3 separate regions of the Homo sapiens genome follow, and all the other regions are linked to region 2. Evidence: chromatin contacts called from ENCODE Hi-C or POLR2A ChIA-PET data. All regions are on one chromosome and are shown on one strand. Each heading gives the region's core, a stretch centred on a gene start or an enhancer-like site at or near the end of the contact. The rest is flanking DNA. Distances are from core to core; before and after follow the strand shown. Region 1 holds the start of DLGAP1-AS6 (DLGAP1 antisense RNA 6). Region 2 overlaps DLGAP1 (DLG associated protein 1). Region 3 overlaps DLGAP1 (DLG associated protein 1).

The links. A loop is a pair of places that touch in the nucleus more often than their neighbours do. ChIA-PET counts read pairs that join two places held with the same protein, here RNA polymerase II (POLR2A). Pooled maps may share reads with other maps.
Region 1: a loop to region 2 is called in a pooled map, with 2.3 times the contacts of the local background. The contact joins the promoter of DLGAP1-AS6 here to the enhancer-like site in region 2. A Hi-C loop is called at or near these places in 1 of 50 pooled maps. POLR2A ChIA-PET finds 5 or more read pairs at or near these places in 5 of 52 experiments (AG04450, HEK293, OCI-LY7 and 2 more).
Region 3: a loop to region 2 is called in a map of heart right ventricle, with 4 times the contacts of the local background. The contact joins two enhancer-like sites. A Hi-C loop is called at or near these places in 34 of 168 maps with a recorded cell type or tissue (Caco-2, Calu3, G401 and 23 more), 1 of 37 single-sample maps with no recorded cell type and 24 of 50 pooled maps. POLR2A ChIA-PET finds 5 or more read pairs at or near these places in 1 of 52 experiments (K562).

Annotation. Positions count from the first base shown.
Region 1 is chr18:3,650,853-3,655,182 of GRCh38, forward strand. DLGAP1-AS6 (DLGAP1 antisense RNA 6) reads left to right here and starts at 2,178. Exons shown (of 3, transcript NR_188002.1): 1 at 2,178-2,359; 2 at 3,853-3,963. All of the region lies in intron 7 of DLGAP1 (DLG associated protein 1), which reads right to left. RefSeq lists enhancers at 1,732-2,931, 1,977-2,271.
Region 2 is chr18:3,769,403-3,773,640 of GRCh38, forward strand. The region is part of intron 5 of DLGAP1 (DLG associated protein 1); the gene reads right to left. Among named protein-coding and RNA genes, the nearest start is that of DLGAP1-AS3, 110 kb to the right of the region's middle. RefSeq lists a silencer at 2,005-2,224. Within about 2 kb of position 1,754, at least 16 of the 41 ENCODE cell types and tissues checked have a DNase peak (open chromatin) inside an H3K27ac peak, as active enhancers do; they include adrenal gland, dorsolateral prefrontal cortex and heart right ventricle, where a contact is called at or near this core.
Region 3 is chr18:3,702,254-3,706,352 of GRCh38, forward strand. The region is part of intron 7 of DLGAP1 (DLG associated protein 1); the gene reads right to left. Among named protein-coding and RNA genes, the nearest start is that of DLGAP1-AS6, 51 kb to the left of the region's middle. Within about 2 kb of position 1,563, at least 5 of the 41 ENCODE cell types and tissues checked have a DNase peak (open chromatin) inside an H3K27ac peak, as active enhancers do; they include adrenal gland, dorsolateral prefrontal cortex and heart right ventricle, where a contact is called at or near this core.

The sequences.
Region 1 (4,330 bases), core at 928-3,427, 120 kb before region 2:
GGTCAGGAGTTGGAGACCATCCTGGCCAACATGGTGAAACCCTGTCTCTATTAAAATACAAAAATTAGCTGGGTGTGGTCATGCGTGCCTGGAATCCCAGCTATTCGGGAGGCTGAGGCAGGACAATTGCTTGAACCAGGGAGTTGGATGTTGCAGTGAGCCGAGATCACACCACTGCACTCCAGCCTGGCGACAGAGCCAGACTCTGTCTCAAAAAAACAAAGTTGGCTGGGCACGGTGGCTCACGCCTGGAATCCCAGCACTTTGGGAGGCTGAGGTGGGCGGATCATGAGGTCAGGAGATCGAGACCATCCTGGCCAACATGGTGAAACCCCCTCTCTACTAAAAATACAAAAATTAGCTGGGCATGGTGGCAGGCGCCTGTAATCCCGGCTACTTGGGAGGCTGAGGCAGGAGAATCGCTTGAACCCAGGAGGTGGAGGTTGCAGGGAGCCGACAATGTGCCGCTGCACTCTAGCCTGGCGATAGAGCAAGACTCTGCCTAAAAAACAAAAACAAACAAACAAACAAAAAGTTGAAACTTCATTCTCAGTTTACTACTGGTGGTAAATCCATCAGCATCTGTTTATTAAAGGATTTACCACAGTCTACCTTGACACGCTGAGCACATGGCTTTGCTCTAAAAATAGAAAGATTCAGCTGGGCAAGGTGGCTCATGCCTGTAATTCCAGCACTTTGGGAGGCCAAGGCGGTCAGATCACTTGAGGCCAGGAGTTTGAGACCAGCCTGGCCAACAAGGCGAACCCCCGTCTCCACTAAAAATACAAAAATTAAGCCGGGTGCAGTGGTTCACGCCTGTAATCCCAGCACTTTGGGAGGCCGAGTGCAGTGGCTCACGCCTGTAATCCCAGCACTTTGGGAGGCCGAGGTGGGTGGATCTCTTGAGGTCAGGAGTTCGAGACCAGCCTGGCTAACATGGTGAAACCCTGTCTCTACTATAAATACAAAATAGCCGGGCGTGGTGGCGGGCACCTGTAATCCCAGCTACTCGGGAGGCTGAGGCAGGAGAATCACTTGAGCCCAGGAGGCGGAGGTTGCAGCGAGCCGAGATCACGCCACTGCGCTCCAGCCTGGGAGACAGAGCAAGACTGTCTCAAACACAACAACAACAACAACAACAACAAAAAACAAAAAGCAAAAGTTAGCCGGGCGTGGTGGCGCGCGCCTGTAGTTCCAGCTACTCAGGGGGCTGAGGCACGAGAATTGCTTGAACCTGGGAGGTGGAGGTTGCTGTGAGCCGAGATCACAACACTGCACTCCAGCCTGGGCGACAGAGCGAGACTCTGTATCAAAAAAAAAAAAAAAAAGAAAAGAAAGAAAGACACAATGACAAAGGCAGAGTTCACCTACAGAGGGAATGACATCAATACATTAGGAATATTTTTAATACATTAAATCCCTTTGGGGTGTTTTTGGACACCTGGCTTGTCATACTATGAACAACAGAATTTCCTTAAAAAGTTTTTATTTTAGAGACAGGGTCTCGCTCTGTTGACCAGGCTGGAGTGCAGTGGCGCAGTCATAGCTCACTGTAGCCTCAAACTCTTGAGCTCAACTGGTCCTGCCACTTCAGACTCCCAAGTAGCTAGGACTACAGGTGTATGCCACCACAACCAGCTAACTTTTACAAAATATTTTTTGTAGAGATGAGGGGGACTCGCTCTGTGGCTCACGGCCGTCTTGAACTTTGAATACCTGGCCTCAAGCTATTTTCCTGCCTCGCCCTCCCAGAGTGCTGGGATTACAGGTGTGAACCACCGCACCCAGCCCTCATTTATTTGATTTCTTCAGAGAGGCTCATCTGTTCCTATATTTAGAAATGTGGAACTTTTCCAAAGAAGACAACCTTCATTTTTTTCATACGGGCTTTCAAAAGAATGTGATGTCCTTTTGGTGTTTTAGATTCTCACCTATGAGGTATAAACAAATCGCCTTGCAGACAAGTCTCAACACAGAACACATGCTGCTTATCACTGGCAAAGACTTGCATCAGCCTGCCACCACGGCTGGCTCATCTTGTCCCTCCAGGCCTGTGCCTGCTGGAACACTCCCACTCCCCATGTCTGAATACACCACTTCGGTTGGACCAAGAGTTTCCAGCTCGGGTGGCCCCTCCTTCCCTGGAAATAAATAGCTGCCTATAGAATATCAGAGTCATTCTGACTCAGGGGTGACTCAGCTCTTCCATGACCTGTGTTCCCACTTCTCCTTGATAAGGCCAATGTTTTGGCCCTACTGGTGAAAATATGTAGACCTAACATCTATCTCCCTGCTCCAGTTTCAAGAGAAAAGACCTTATTCAGAGAAATATTTAGAAGACTCTTGTGGAATTCTTGCTGTGAGTGGTTTTTCCTTCCCTGCCATTGGTGCGACTGTTTCCCCCTTCCGTCAAATTGCTGTCTAGATGTTTCTCTCTGACCCCAATTTTCTCGGAGTTTGGGATTATCAATCTAAAATCAGAGGTGAGAATTCATCAGTGTTATCGATAAGACTTTGCAATTATTTCTTTCAAACTGAACTTTTTCCCTATTCACTTATTTTTCCTCATTGCAAAATAATCAAAGCATTGATGAGTGTTTCTGTTTAAATTCAAAGGACATTCCACCTTTAACCTTAGCATTCATGAGACACAAAATGGGTTTTTCTTTTTGCTGATTTAAAAAGCTGCTATGAAGCTGCACAGTGCGGAAGAGGGCACCCCTGCTCCAGAAAAGAAGAAACAAAACTGCCTGCCATAGACACTTGGTAGGGAGTGGCAAATGGAATCTTGGTTTGTTTTTCTCTTAGGACTTTGACAATTATTTTTCCTTGAAAAGAATAAGAGAATCTACCTAAAATATTAATACTAGTTTCAGAGCTCTAGGATAATATAGAGCAGAGTCTCTTTTTTTTAAAAAAGGAAAGCGGTTTCATTTCTGACAGTGGATTTCTTCCACTGATGTGCACACTCTTTGACATGAAAAGCTGCACGAAGCTGCCTTGAATTCATTCTGCAGATGGAAAGTTGCAAGTACGGTAATTAGCTAAGCAGTGGCAAGGCCGACCATCTGAGGTTTGATTTCTCATCAAGAGATAGTGTCCGACACACGTGCCACTGAGCATGCTTGTAAGAGTTCCACGTTTCAGATGCACTGAGAATGCATGCATGGAACACACGTCCCCCCAGCCCAACAACCGCACTCCCAAATTGCCCCTGCACACATATATTCTAACACGGTTACAACACAGCATGCTCCCGAGCCTCAGACAATAAGCTGCCCAAAAAGATGCTCAAGCAACAGTCGCAGTGGGCCTGACTTCTGGTATCCGCAGCCACTCCAGAGAACTTCCTGTGAGCCCCAGGGACTCAGAGGAGGCTGAGTGATGAGGAAGGTGGCCAGAGGCTGCCGGACTAGCCCCAAGCAGTCACTCTGCTTCCTGCCTTTGTTTTCCCTCAAACTCTCATCTTTCTGGAGAAAACAAAACCCTGTCCTGGGGGTGTAGACCAGCCATGACACCCACTAATAACCTCTAGCAAAACAATAGTTTTAAAATTACTTAATGCTCTCTTGACTTTCTGACTTTTAAAATGAAAATTGTATTTTGTCACTGTATCCTTTTGTTGGCAAGTGGAATACTGCACTCAAACCAAGCAGGCAATGTAAAACTATGACTTCAAAGCCATTCCTTGATAAAACATCAAAACGGCCCAGAGTGAACCAACTGTTATCTGTAATTCAACAGATAATTAACTGAAACTCAGTGCTCAAATTGCTACTGGGAGTTTCTGCAGCCAAGGTCATTCTCATGGTGCTGCTTGATTTTGTTTCTGTGTCTCTTATATCGTTTTAGGCAGGGAGGAACTTGGATTGTCCTTCAGTAAAATTCCACTTTGATGCGCAAAGCGAACTTGAATTTCTGCTTGGCCTACCACAGGCCTGCAACATGCACTTTCTCCTCGAGGTGAGAAGGTCTTTTTCTCTCCACTCTGAAACACCGCTGCCTGCACCTTTTGCTGAGTTTAGAGTAGCATCATACTTTCTGCCACGAATGCCACAAATACTGCCTTTTCAACTTGGTTTTGTAAAATGTAATGGTACTAAATCCGCCAAAGGGATAAAGCACCCTTACTTTGGATTTGCCAGTCCCATGGGTACATAACTGACCTACTACTCTCCCACCTCCCAACCTTGAAACTCCAGCCCCCTGAACGGCCTCACCACTCCAACCCCCACTGCAATTTCCCACTCCCCACCTCCATGCATTGCCCATTCACCAAGCCAGCCACATCTCCCTTTAAGTTGAAAACTCACCCGAAAGCCCACTACCT
Region 2 (4,238 bases), core at 504-3,003:
TCTTAGAGAAATGAAGCGTATGTTCACTCAGAAACCTTTATAGGAATGGTTACAGCAGCTTTGTTTATAATCGCCCCAAATTGCGCACAACCAGGATATCCTTCAAGGAATGAATGGTTAAACTGTAGTACATCCATGGAATACTTCTCAGCAACAGCCTGGATGAATTTCCAGAGAACTATGCTGAATGAAGAAAGCCAGTCCCAAAAGGTTACATACTGTGTGATTCCATTCATGTAAAATGACAGAGTTACAGAAATGGAGAACAGATTGGTGATTGCGAGGGGTAAAGAAAGTGGTGGGGTTGGGAGGGAAGTGGGTGTGGCTATAAAAGGGCAACATGAGGGACCCATGCAATGATGGAAATGTTTGTATCTTGACTACCAGTGTCAATATCCTCTTTGTGATATTGTTCTACAGTTTTTTGAAATGTTACCACGGTGGGTGGGGGGGGAAAACTGGGTATAAGGTGCATGAGATCTCTCTGTACTATTTTTACAACTACATGTTAATCTACAATTATCTCAAAATAATTTTAATCTCAAAATAAAATTTTAATTAAAAAAATCCCACCTTCAGACAATGAATGAGTCAGGATGCAGGAAAAACTAATAGTGTGGTTCACCATCTAGTTCAAAGCTGGACATTGGAACTGAGTTTGTACCTAAGAATAAGTAGAACCAAGTTAGTCTCCAAATTTTTAAACGTCTGCCATGATGAACCAGGGTCTGTGTGTGTGGCAGTGAGAAGAGCACACTTGAAGAATGTACTCATGGGTGGACTTGGGACCTGGTTGGAGACAGGCACTACTATGCATAAGGCCTGCATCTTCCATTTTCCCTGTCTGATAGGTCAGTGCTGTCACTGTGGGAGAGAGAAGGCAGGCAGGAGAAGGGAGGTGGTGGAATTTTCCTCTTATTCTTCTCTGAGTCTCTAGAAATTTGGGTACTTCTTAATGACCAGACACATGTCCTGAATATTGCTCCTGCCTTACCCCCACATCACTGGCTACTGCAAACTCCTAATAGTCACCTTGATGCCATAATTAAGGCAAAAAAGACTGGAGGTGGCCATAGGAAAAGGCATTTAAAATACATTTTGATGTGCCATGAAACACAGATGAATGCCCATTCATTGGCTATGTTTTACATGGGCTTTAGCTGTAGAAATGCAACAGCTCTGAAATTTATACTTAGAGAAAATAACTACTCATTCATCTGAACAAAAACATAAAAGTTTTCCAGGAAATGTGAAGAATCATTAACTTCACAGATTCTGAACAGAAAGTATAATTGCATACGCTATAAGGCAGAAGTATATTTGAAAGCATTTGTGAGTGAAATGGAAACATGCCCCATCAATCCATTATCACCAGAATCACATAGTATTTAAATGGCCACAGATACTCTGACTAAATCAATTAGGTACAAAGACAGAAATAATGAGTACTGTTGGTGGTCAAAAGCTTTTCCAGATAGGTGTTTAGGTGTTGGAAAGATGACTTCTACCCACTTTTATTACCTTTATGCCATGGTAAATTATAGTAATTTCTTATGCCTTGGGTGAAAGAATGGAAAGATAATATTCACCGTATTGAGGATGGTTTAACTTTTCTATAGAGAAGCACCGAACAATCACTACCACATGAAAAGGGATAAAAGCTTTCTGGTCAAAATGTACTCTATTATGCTAGCAATATAAGCTATTCGACATATTCTGTTGTGGAAATTCCCAAGCTCCCAAGATTCCGATAAGGAACGTGCTGCACGAGCTCAGGGCAGCAAGGAGATTAGACAATAAATAAACAAAGCTCCCCTTTCACAAGCTGCGGTCCCATGGCTGAGAATCCGCTCTTGTTCTTCTCTCTTCTAACCCCTGGGTCTTGTTCTTCCCTTCCTCTTCTCTGGGTCTTTATTAATTGGGCTTTGTGTCTATTCTAATGAAAAAGGCACCGATGCTCCGTCCCACTCCTTCCTGCGCCCCCGTGGAAGGACGGTGGGGGGACGACGGCGTAGGTCCAGGGGAGCTGAGAGTGCGTCTGTGTTTCCCCGGAGACGCGCTCGGCCCGGGGGCGGGTGGCGGCGTCAGTCCCGGGGAGGACCGGCAGGGGGCGGTCGAGGCTGAGGACTGCGCAGGACCGCCCGGGCGGGACGTGCCGTGTGTACTGCGGGACTTGCATAATACCACTCTCCAAGTCAGGGTGCCTTCCAGGAAATCCTGAGCGAGTTGCTCATTCAAGTTTTTCCATGTTTGACGTTGGTGACTTAATCAAAGAATCAAAGGATGTCAGGGGCCTGGATTGCTGTTATCTTCTTTCAAAGGCTCTCCTTCAACGGATAAAAAATTAAGGCTCAGAGCAGCTCTGGGTCTAACTAGCTAGTTAGTGGCAGAGCTGACGCTGTAACTGAGGTCTACTAACTGCCTGCCCTAGCTCTGAAAAAAAAAAAAAAATCCATGTGGCCACTGCCAGCTTCTATTTACAAGATAAATTTCTAACGCTGAAAGAACATTCTCTCCTCTCCCGGTCCCTTCTGAGTTCGCATTTCTGTGGCTTAAGCTGCAAGTGGTGAAGCTTATTTCGGGAACAGAAGCGCAAATTTAAAATACAATAGAATTATGAATAGATTGCAATATTTGACTATTTTATAACAACCATAGACTCTGATGGTAAAAACAGTTAAAACCTAAGCCTTTCTTTCTTTTCTTTTCTTTCCTTTCTTTCTTTTCTTTTCTTTCTCTCCTTCCTTCCTTCCCTTTCTTTCTCTCCTTCCTTTCTCTCCTTCCTTCCTTTCTCTTCTTCTCTCCTTTTCTTTCTCTCTTTCTTTTCTTTCTCTCCTTCCTTCTTTCCTTCCTTTCTTTCTCTCTTTCCTTCCTTTCTCTCCTTTTCTCCTTTTCTTTCTTTCTCTCCTTCCTTCCTTCCTTTCTCTCCTTCTCTCTCTCTCTCTCTTTCTTTCTTTCTTTCTTTCTTTCTTTCTTTCTTTCTTTCTTTCTTTCTTTCTTTCTTTCTCTTTCTTTCTTTCCTTCCTTCCTCCCTCCCTCCCTCCCCCCCACCCCCCTCTTTCTTTCTTTCTTTCTTTCTTCTGTCCCGGAGATCTTAATGAGCTCCTTGTGTATTCTTTCTTTCTTTTCTTTCTGGTCTAGTGTAGCTGCCTGTCGTCTTTTAATATATTTAGGAATAAGGAGGCTTTGTGAATTTTACATTCATGTGATCATTTTGGGAATTTTATTAATAATATTATTATATCCTCAATTTCTGAGCCCCACCCCAGAACAATTAATTTAGGCTCTAAGGGTGTTTTTAAAAACAGGCTATTCAAAATGTGGTTCTTGGACCAGTGGCATTGGCACCCCCTGGGAGCTTGTTAGGCATGCAGAATCACAGGCCCCACTTCAGACCCGCTAAATTAGCATCTGCATTGTAACAGGACTTCCAGGTGATTCTTAACTGCACTAAAGTTTGAAAAGACCAACTCTAAGCCCCCGATAACTCCAGTGAACATTTGGCAGAGGGCCTCACCTCTTCAGCATGGTATTGAACGGAGCCCCTGGTCCTTACCTTAGTGTTCCTGTCCATAATTAACTTGGCAGAGCCCATTTAAAAGAAGAGAACATTTTTACTTGTGCTTTAAGATCAGGCTGAAAGAATACTGGAATGAAGGAGTTCTTAATGAGCTCCTTGTGTATTCTTAGATGGGACTTAAAAATTTTTTTTTATTTTTTTAATGTGAAAGGGCACTATTGATACACAAGGAACTCGTGGGAACTGAAAAAAGGAAACCAGTTTCTAGGTGGGCTCTGTTGCCTGTATTTGACTCACTCACCGATAACACACTCATAAACTGACACACACATAAACTCTGTTGGGCTCTCAGGATATAAGAACATTTGGTAATAAACTAATATTAGCAGATAATTTATCTTTTTTGTTTTGTTTTATTATACTACCAAGCATAACACAGTGTTTTGTATATACCAGGTGACTAACTATTGTTGGCAGCAAGAACAGTAGATAAATATTTATGGAAGGAACGCTGTGCAAACAGTACCCTCTAGGAACAAAATGTTTTCCTAATTAGTTAGAATAGTTAATAGTTTATTGTTATTCATGCAAGAATTGAGCAATTGGGATTGATGATTTCAGTTATCTGGTTTGCTTTTGGATAAGATGACTTTTGATCCCCTAGTGCTGAAAACAAGAACTGGCAGAGCAAGTTCTGGTGTACCTAACAATAGTGTTC
Region 3 (4,099 bases), core at 313-2,812, 67 kb before region 2:
CCTGACCTCAGGTGATCCGCCCACCTCGGCTTCCCAAAGTGCTGGGATTACAGGCGTAAGCCGCTCCTGACGTCTACCTTGAATTTTAAAATAGCAGGTGTGCTTCATGGTGCTCAATTGGATATGCTTCACAGGAGTAAACATGTTTGGGAAATGTTATCAAAACCAGGAAGGCATAAATTGCTACCTTTCTATGGGATGGCAATAGACAAGTTCCCAAGAGAGGCAGCAACAGACCCCTAGGGGAGAGCCTGGCAGGGTTGTGGACTTCCTGCATGCAGGCGCCCTAGGATCCTGGGCTTCTTCCTAGACCCTTCCCTGGGTTTGAGAGACAGGGGAGCGAGGCAGGCTATGGGATCCTATATGTATCATCTTAGAAGTAATCAGATACAACAAGGTAGCTGGCATCTTAGCAAATCACACAGCTGGAAGACTTTAAGTAAATCTCTGTGGGGAGCCAGAGGGCTCAGATCTGGAAGGAGACAGCTGCTGGATGAGGAATAAGTAACAACTGAAAAGTCAGGGCAGCCCAGTGGCAGGCCCCTTACCAGTGGGGTTGAGGAGAATGACAGGCTCGCTCCTGCAGCCACTCAGGTACAGGCAGTTCATCCAGGAAGCAGTAAGGGACAGAGGGAGAAGAGAGAGGACAGGGATCCAAGTCCCAGAAAGGAGTATAAGATGGAGACTTTGTCTTAGAAATTGACATGAAAGCTTACTTGCTAGGACAAAGGCAAGCAAGGGTCTCTGGAGTGTTCTCAATTCTGTGAAGGCAGGATCAGCCCAGAGCTGGTTAAGATGTGGAGCCTGATGGTGCCAACAGGTCATGAGGCCATTCAGGGAAAACAAGGGTTAGGAAGGAGGATGGGGACCCAGGCACATGATGGCACTAGAGGTCCTGAATTCCAAATTCCAGAATCTTTGAAGTGGTGTCAAGATTGTGTCTCAGGATCACCGGATATAGCTGGTCCTTGGGATGGAATGTGGCGCTGTCCTGACAAAAGACCTGAACTTGCCAACTGAGAGCCTTTGATTCACGTGCTCTGAATTTTATTGCATTTACTCCAAATGCCACTGGGCAGTTGTCCATGCATAGGCTGGAGAAATTAATAGGAAGGGCAAGAAAACATGAGAAGTATCATAAAGAAATACTATAAAGGACAAATAAATGAGACTGGTAGTGAACTAGACAGACACAGAAAATAGAGGACAGAAATTCCCAGAACTGCTTCAAGCACGAAAGTGCAGTGGCCCTGATCTCTGTAGAAGGAGGAGTGTGAGGAGGATGTGTGTTCAGAGGAGAGCGAGTGGCTGTTGTCCACTTGTTTCTTTTTAGAAGACGGAGGGATATTTGAAAGTTCACTAGATATGGACACATTCTCTGCATTCTTCTTCTCTTTTCGTTCTTTTTTGTTTTTTGTTTTTGTTTTTTAATTCTAGAAAAGAATTGTTTCTTATTTTCCTCCCGAAGATGCAACCAAATGCCCTCTTTTCTGGAAACATTTTAGTTGCAGCTTCACAGACTCCATTTACGGTTGACATGCATTCTTTCCCCTATGAACACACCTCAGCAGCCGCCAGAGGGAGACTTTCCACACACGGTTTTTGCGAAGAGAATTTCCTTGGAGATTACTGCACCCTACATGATACAAATTCCTCCCCACGTTCCCCTTCACAGGCAGGGCTTCTAATCTTGACAGTTCCCAGAGCAGCAGTCATGGCTATATCAGGCAATTATACCATTGGGAACATTAGGGCTGCTTTGTAAAACCATAAGCACCCAAGAACAGATACTTTAAAAAATGTAAAAACAAGACAGCAGTGACAGCAGAAAGGACACAGCAGCTGAGTCACCTCACTGCATTTCTCCACATCCTAGCCCCTAGGAGGATGCTCTGCGGGGCCCACGGGAAGGGCTGAGTGCCACATGCCAGGGACCCCAGAGGTTGGCAAGAATGGCTTTGCCTAGAGACCATGCTTCCTTTCAGGTGTTGCAGGGAGAGGTGGCAATTCTGTTTCCCACATTAAAGAAAAAATTGACCGGGTGTGGTGGCTCATGCCTGTAATCCCAGCACTTTGGGAGGTCGAGGCAGGTGGATTACTTGAGGTCAGGAGTTCGAGACCAGCCTGGACAACATGGTGAAACCCTGTCTCTACTAAAAATACAAAAATTAGCTGGTGTGGTGGCAGGCGCCAGTAATCCCAGCTACTCGGGAGGCTGAGGCAGGAGAATCGCTTGAACCCGGGAGGCAGAGGTTGCAGTGAGCCGAGACTGCACCACTGCACTCCAGACTCCAGCCTGGGTGACACAGCGAGACTCCATCTAAAAAAAAAAGAAAAAGAAAAAATTAAATTTCATGACTTAGTGAGAAATGGTCATTTTGGGGGTCCATTGCTTGATTTTTTTTTTTAAATCTTCTTAAACAACTCTGAATTAAAATGTCTGAGAGAACACAGTGACTCATGCCTCTCCACTTCCCAGCTTTCCAACTGAGCAGCCCACTGGGTTGGAGGTATCTTGCCAAGAGGGAAGTATTTTTAATTTGGGCTTTATCTGTCACTCAGCTGTGGTCATAGAGACTGGCAGGAATGCATGCAATTAGAAGAAGAAAGAACACCTTTATGATTCCATAATATTAGTATTTAATGCCTTTTGGATGTTTTGGATAGCAGTCTTGTGTAAAGAGACAAGACATGAATACATGCAAAAGCAAATGAGAAAAGTCAGCATTTATAACACTATATTTGGGGATTCCAGAATTGGGTAATAGAGGACAAAAGTGTGCATCTCTAAGGAGTTATTTCTGTAGTTCAGTTCACAAACTGCAGAGTGGAATAAGCTTAGCAGATAGAAATAAGACATTCAGTTTTTTATTAGAAGAGAAACACACATAATTTGGTAGGGCTATTTAAATTTTTGAGTCAAACGAATTTTGTTGGCATGATGACTTCAGCGAACCATCTGCAAGGCTATCTGAAAGGACTCTAAAATAAATGAAGGGATTATTCCAGTTTATTTTGTGGAAAGAAACATTTTCAACTTTTCAGGCTACTTTTTTTTTTTTTTTCCAGGAAACTTCAGGGGGTTAGAATGCAGTTTTGCTTTGCTCTGTATACCTCCTTGTCAACAGCATTGTGCTTGTATGGTGCAGTATTATAGTTGCAATGAGTTATCTGTATTTATCCCTTAAAAATTTGCTGGAAAATATGGAGCTAAACATATCATACTGATTTAGTCGCAGTATAATTCTTCATAAAAGGCTACTCTGCCCAAACCATCAGACCCCAAGGAGCATTAAAATATTGTTTCACCAAGGGCCCAGGACTTAAACACAATTCCAGACTCAAAATGTCATTTTAACTAAGGTGACCATATATCCCAGTATAATAATAATAATAGTAATTATTATTATTATTATTATTTTTGAGACAGAGTCTTGCTCTGTTGCCCAGGCTGGAGTGCAGTGGCTCGATCTCGGCTCACTACAACCTCTGCCTCCTGGGTTCAAGTGATTCTCCTGCCTTAGCCTCCCTAGTAGCTGGGATCACAGGCCTGTGCTACCACGCGCAGCTAATTTTTGTATTTTTAGTAGAGATGAGGTTTCACCATGTTGGCCAGGCTGGTCTCGAACTCCTGGCCTCAGGTGATCCTCCCTGCTTGGCCTCCCAAAGTGCTGGGATTACAGGCGTGAGCCACCGCGCTCGGCCCCCAGTATAATTATTAATGGTGCATTTTTTTTTTTTTTTGAGATGGAATCTCACTCACTCTGTCGCCCAGGCTGGATCGCCCAGGCTGGATTGCCCAGGCGCAATCTCTGCTCACTGCAACCTCTGCCTTGGGGTTCAAGTGATTCTCCTGCCTCAGCTTCCCAAGTAACTGGGATTACAGGCACTCACCACCATGCCTGGTTAACTTTTTGTATTTTTAGTAGAGACAAGTTTTCACCATATTGGCCAGGCTGGTCTTAAACTCCTAACCTCAAGTGATCCACCCACCTCGGCCTCCCAAACTGTTGGGATTACAGGCGTGAGCCACCACGCCTGGCAAATGGTGCATTTTTCACACTCAGTTTGGAAGATACAATAAATGGCCAGCATGCAT